2 separate regions of the Homo sapiens genome follow, and region 2 is linked to region 1. The links are chromatin loops, found by intact Hi-C in ENCODE. Cell type or tissue: OCI-LY7. All regions are shown on one strand. Each heading gives the region's core, and the rest is flanking DNA. Links, peaks and the distances in the headings are about the cores only.

Region 1 (2,920 bases), core at 121-2,620:
GCATTTCAAAATGTACAGCCATTCTTGGCTCCCAGTCCATACTAAAACAGGTGTCTGACAGGAATTAACCCTCAGCTGGTGGTTTGCTGACCCACGGAATAAATGATAATAAACAAAATGAGTCCGTATTATAAGGCAGGCATTTTGTAGACACCAGCTCTGGTCTTTGAAAGGCACTGGTATTCCAGCTTTACACAGGAAGAGACTCAAGAGCAGAAAAATCAGGTTGCCTACAGTCTCTGAGTGTCTGTGTTCAAAACCCATGCTGACTTCACAAACCAGGTTGTTTCCCTGCTGTGATAGTCCTAATTTACTGACCACCTACTATGCATCAGCACCATACCATTCACACGCATAATGCCATTTAGGCTTCACAATAACACTTTCAATACGATATCACCATACTCATTTCATAGACGCAAAAGGTGACTTCAATAAGCTAAGTATACGATCCAGGTCACAGACTTTGTAAGTAGTGGAGCTGAGAGACACACCTAGGAACTTACCCCAGAGCTTTCCACTGCATGGTGCTGCTTTGTAGAGCCCACTGGTCAAAGGTATGTATTCTAGTAATGGCAATTAGTAATTATTGGATGCTTATCATGTGCTAAGCACTAGTTTAAGCCCTTTGCCCATGTGAACTTGTTTAATTTACACATTGCTGTGAGGTGGGTATTATTACTAATGTTGTCCCCATTTATAGATGAGAAAAGTAAAGAACAGAGTTTTAATCACATGCTTAAGTTTCCATTCTAACATACCTTCAAATCCAAGAGTTTTGCTCCAGAGCCTTCATGCTTGACTGCTGATGTAACCTCCTGGTTTTCATCAAATTTCTCTCATCTTACTATACTAGTACATGTTCATAGTTCTTAATATGAACTGAGAGAAGCAAAGAAAGTTCTGTGATTATAACAAAGTTTACTATAAAAGACATTATTCTTTCTATTCCTCACATAATATACATGCACATGTACACAAAGCCAGGCCAGCATTCTAGTTAATCAGAACATTATTGAATTTTGTGTAGAATTCATTTTCAGGACTAGAAAAATTTATTCAGCTAAGAAACGTAAAGTCAAAATTTCAGTGGAACCTGTTTACAGCGGTGTGACACTAACTACAGCAATACAGCTTGTTCCTCTTCTGTGCACAGCTCTGTAATCTTGGATTCTAAAAACGGAAGGTGGTTCTTCTGTGGTTGTATAATTAGTATGTAACTAGTGTACAGTTCCATCTCTTCATAACTCAAGTGAATTTCCTCTTCAGTTGTGGTGTTTTTCTGTTCCTCCAAAGGGTGACTTCCTTCTACTTACAAGTGGAAATCTGTCCCACAGACTGTCCATGTTGTGGGGAGTCACTTTGTTTCATTCATTCACTCTTCTACTGGGTCATAGATCTATCTGTTGTATGATGACGCCAGGCAAGGCAGCATAGAGGAGACTACAATAAAGAAGGCATGGCTGTGCAGAGATGGAGGATTCATATGCATGTAGAGTTAGAATGCAGTGTTGTGTGGGCTGAGGGCTGTGACAGTGTCTAGATAAAACAATCTCCTATGGAAGGCTATCTTCTCCACAGTAGAAGTGGAGAAGATGGCCTTGGAGCTGATATGATTTTTGTCAGTTGAAGTTAGAAAAGGTGAAATTTTCTACAGAGAAAATGGCCTGAATAAAGGAGTGATGGTAGCAAAATATGCAAGGATTCAGAATTGAAAAAGCTCACATGAACTCAGACCCACCCAGTCCCCAAGACCCATCTGGTTTGTCAGCATTCTGGTGGTCTGGTTCTGGTCTCTACCTCTATCCATCTCATCCTATGAGAAGCTTCAACTTGGCTTTTCTCTTGTACTTCTGTTTTCATGACCATACTCTTAGATATTTTGTTAAAACCTGCATTAATTTCTGGCTCCTACCAACTCCCGTAGAGGATAAATTCCTATTCTGAGCCCATCGACCTCTGTGTCCTACTGCCTGATAGAGGCCTGCCTCTACCAAGAGCACAGTGAACACTGCTGGGCCTTATCAGTGTTCGCTGCTCACCACTTGCTTCTTTATGGTCATGCTTCCCCTGACCCTGCCCACTAGCACCTGCCCCCATTATCTGTTGTTAGACCTTCTTTGTTTAAAAATGTTTATAACTTTAAAAAGTGTAAGAGTAATCACTTGTTTTAATAACAGTATGATGATTATGTAAAAGAATGTCACTTTTGAGAGATGCATGTTGAATTATTTAGGGTTAAAGTGTCAGGATATCTGTAATTTACTTTAAAACTGTTCATCGAAAGAGTCAAAATTAAACGTTGTATTAAAAATGTGGCAAAAGGTTAAAAATTATTCTACCTGAAATATGGGTATTATTTCAATGCAGTAACATTGATGCTATTTTTCTACTTTCCAGTATATCTGAATTTATTTATAATAAATAGTTGAAAATAATAGTAATATATATTAATTATCAAAAATTAGAGAGATGAAGAGAAGCATCAAAATATAAAGAAAAGCACTAAAATGTCAGCCATGTACTACTACCTAAAATAACATTGTTCATCTTGATTCTAGTTTTTAAGAAATGTTTTTCTGTACACACACACAAACATATATAGAGATTGAATTGTAATCATATTATATGTATAATTTTGCTTTTGCTTTTTGGTAGGATATTTTTCCATCATCTCCTTCTTGATCTGTCTCAAAGTAGGCTCTTGCTTCCCTCTGAAAGCATGGATATTTAGGTTGATCTAGATTCTGGAGGGCCTAAAATAGATTTGGTCAATGAACAATGTGGACTCACTGAAGGTTCATAGGAATGTGGAATTACATAGTCATCATGTTTTGTTTTTAGGTAGATTAATCTGATAGTTCAGCATGATGGGTGGCAATGGGGCTAGAGCCAAGATAGTGGGTTAGTGAGGGAGTTT
Region 2 (2,920 bases), core at 146-2,645, 910 kb before region 1:
TTCAAGCAGTTCTCTTGCCTCAGCTTCACGAGTAGCTGGGACTACAGGCATGCACCACCACACCTGGCTAATTATTTGTATTTTAAGTAGAGACGAGGTTTCACCACTTTGGCCCAGCTGGTCTTGAACTCCTCCTGACCTCAAGTGATCCGCCCACCTTGGCCTCCTAAAGTGCTGGAATTACAGGCATGAGCCACCGCACCAGGCCTAAAACTTGGATGAATCCTTTTTTTTTTCCCTTTGAGACAGAGTCTTGCCCTGTTGCCCAGGCTGGATTGCAGTGGCGCGATCTCGGCTCACTGCAACTTCCATCTCCTGGGTTCAAGCAGTTCTCTACCTCAGCCTCCCAAGTAGCTGGGATTACAGGCGCCTGCCACCACGCCCGGCTAATTTTTGTATTTTTAGTACAGACAGGGGTTTCACCATCTTGGCCAGACTGGTCTTGAACTCCTGACCTCGTGATTCACCCGCCTCGGCCTCCCAAAGTGCTGGGATTACAGGTGTGAGCCACCGCGCCCAGCACATTCTTAACTACTAGAAAGAGTTGTAGGAGGCTGGGAACACTGGCTCACACCTGTAATCCCAGCACTTTGGGAGGCCGAGGCGGGTGGAGCATCTGAGGTTGGGAGTTTGAGACCAGCCTGACCAACATGGAGAAATCCCATCTCTACTAAAAATACAAAATTAGCAGGGCGTGGTGGCACATACGCCTGTAATCCCAGCTACTCGGGAAGCTGAGGCAGGAGAATCGCTTGAACCCGGGAGGCAGAGGTTGCAGTGAGCTGAGATCAAGCCACTGCACTCCAGCCTGGGCAACAAGAGCGAAACTCTGTCTCAAAAAAAAAAAAAAAAAAAAAAAAAGAAGACTTGTGGTCACCTTTTAACATTTTAAAATAAATTTTTTTAAAGAACATTCTTAAGGGAGCACTAACATGTACCTACTGATCAAATTACTTTGCACATATTATATAGCTTAAGCCAACATCACAAATTCAGTCTGGGTTTGGGGAGGTGATAACACAGACACAAGAAATAACAGATGTGTGATCTAGGATGACAAGGCTAATGATAAAATTTAAATGTCACTACTATTTAAACCAAAGGCTACCAGAAGATTCATAATTTAAAATAACTAGAAAAATTTACAGGCCGGGCACAGTGGCTCACGCATATAATCCCAGCACTTTGGGAGGTCGAGGCGGGCGGATCACGAGGTCAGGAGTTCAAGACCCACATGACTAACATGGTGAAACCCCATCTCTACCAAAAACACAAAATTAGCTGGGCATGGTGGCGCATGCCTGTAATCCCAGTTACTTGGGAGGCTGAAGCAGGAGAATCACTTGAACCCGGGAGAGGGAAACTGCAGTGAGCCAAGATCGCGCCACTGCACTCCAGCCTAGATAACAAGAGCAAAACTCCGTCTCGAAAAAAAAAAAGAAGAAAAAGAAAAAGAAAAATTTACATACGGCCAGGCACGGTGGCTCATGCCTGTAATCCCAACACTTTGGGAGGCCAACACGGGTGGATCATGAGGTCAGGAAATTGAGACCATCCTGGCCAACATAGTGAAACCCAGCCGCTACTAAAAAATACAAAAATTAGCTGGGCGTGGTGGTGCATGCCTGTAATCCCAGCTACGAAGGAGGCTGAGGCAGGAGAATCGCTTGAACCAGGGAATCAGAGATTGCAGTGAGCTGAGATCGCACCACTGCACTCCAGCATAGCGAAAGCAAGACTCCATCTCAAAAAAAAAACCACAAAGAAAAGAAAAATTTACATACGTTGAACATTATGCAAAAGTAAAAAAATGATTCAAAATATATCAACACTAAAATGGCATTACAACCAGTGCACAAAACTGTTGACTGCAGTAACATGATAATTTCCATTTCAATTATTCCTTAAAGCTTTATAAGAAGTATTTGAAAGGCAAATCTTTTAAAGAATTTAACTGCTATTTAAACGTTTATACATTTTAAAACTTAGAAAACATAACTAAAATTTCATGATACTAAATTCTAGTTTTTTAAAAAAATCAATCTTTACATGTCACAGTTCAAACAAATGAGCAGTTACTGTTAAAATTCTATGTGTTTTGCCGGGTGTGGTGGCTCACGCCTGTAATCCCAGCATTTTGGGAGGCCGAGGCAGGCGGATCACCTGAGGTCAGGTGTTCGAGACCAGCCTGGTCCAACATGGTGAAACCGCGTCTCTACTAAAAATACAAAAATTAGCCAGGTGTAGTGGCACGCGCCTGTAATCCCAGCTACGTGGGAGGCTGAGGCAGGAGAATTGCTTGAACCTGGGAGGCAGAGGTTGCAGTGAGCCAAGGTAGTGTCACTGCATTCCAGCCTGGGCAACAGAGCAAGACTCCATCTCAAAAAAAAAAAAAATTCTATGTGTTCATTTTCAAAAGTTAAAGGTTATAATTTCAATGTAAACTGTAGCTTTAATAAGGTCATTTTGTTTTCTGTAACAACTTCTTATCCAACAAATTTTTTTTTTCTTCTTTTCTTGCCTTCAGAGGAGGGTATCACTATTACTTAGGCTGGAGTGCAGGGGTGCAATCACAGCTCACTGCAGCCTCAAACTCCTAGGCTCAAGAGACGATACTGAATAGCTGGGACTACAGGCATGAGCCACCATGCCCAGCTAATTTTTAGAGACAGGTCTCACTATATTGCTCAGCCTGGTCTCAAACTCTTGGCCTCAAGTGATCCTCCTGCCTCAGCCTTCGAAGTTGCTAGGATTACAGGCATGAGCCACCACACCTGCCTTTTTATGTACCAAGGTTTTAAAATCACCTTTCAAAAGAAAATATTTTGAAGAAATATATACCTTAAAAAAATTTACAAAACCAGGTATAGTCATCAGTTTCATATGTTCCCAGGATTACAGAGTGGAATACAACCTTCTA

The links. A loop is a pair of places that touch in the nucleus more often than their neighbours do. Peaks named below come from ENCODE experiments on the same cell type or tissue, not always from the same donor. Only the 100,000 strongest peaks of a DNase experiment are listed, where the experiment ranks them.
Region 2: it touches region 1 in a loop (6-fold over the local background); 7 of 110 quality-filtered maps call a loop at or near these places.

Annotation. Positions count from the first base shown.
Region 1 is chr4:99,820,882-99,823,801 of GRCh38, forward strand. All of the region lies in intron 1 of DAPP1 (dual adaptor of phosphotyrosine and 3-phosphoinositides 1), which reads left to right. Among named protein-coding and RNA genes, the nearest start is that of DAPP1, 5.5 kb to the left of the region's middle. RefSeq lists an enhancer at 1,166-1,535. In OCI-LY7, for the core only: no CTCF peak of the experiment used is centred there; DNase peaks (open chromatin) are centred at 210 and 1,200; H3K4me3 peaks cover 2,222 bases; H3K27ac peaks cover 2,184 bases.
Region 2 is chr4:98,910,826-98,913,745 of GRCh38, forward strand. The region is part of intron 1 of EIF4E (eukaryotic translation initiation factor 4E); the gene reads right to left. Among named protein-coding and RNA genes, the nearest start is that of EIF4E, 17 kb to the right of the region's middle. In OCI-LY7, for the core only: no CTCF peak of the experiment used is centred there; no DNase peak of the experiment used is centred there.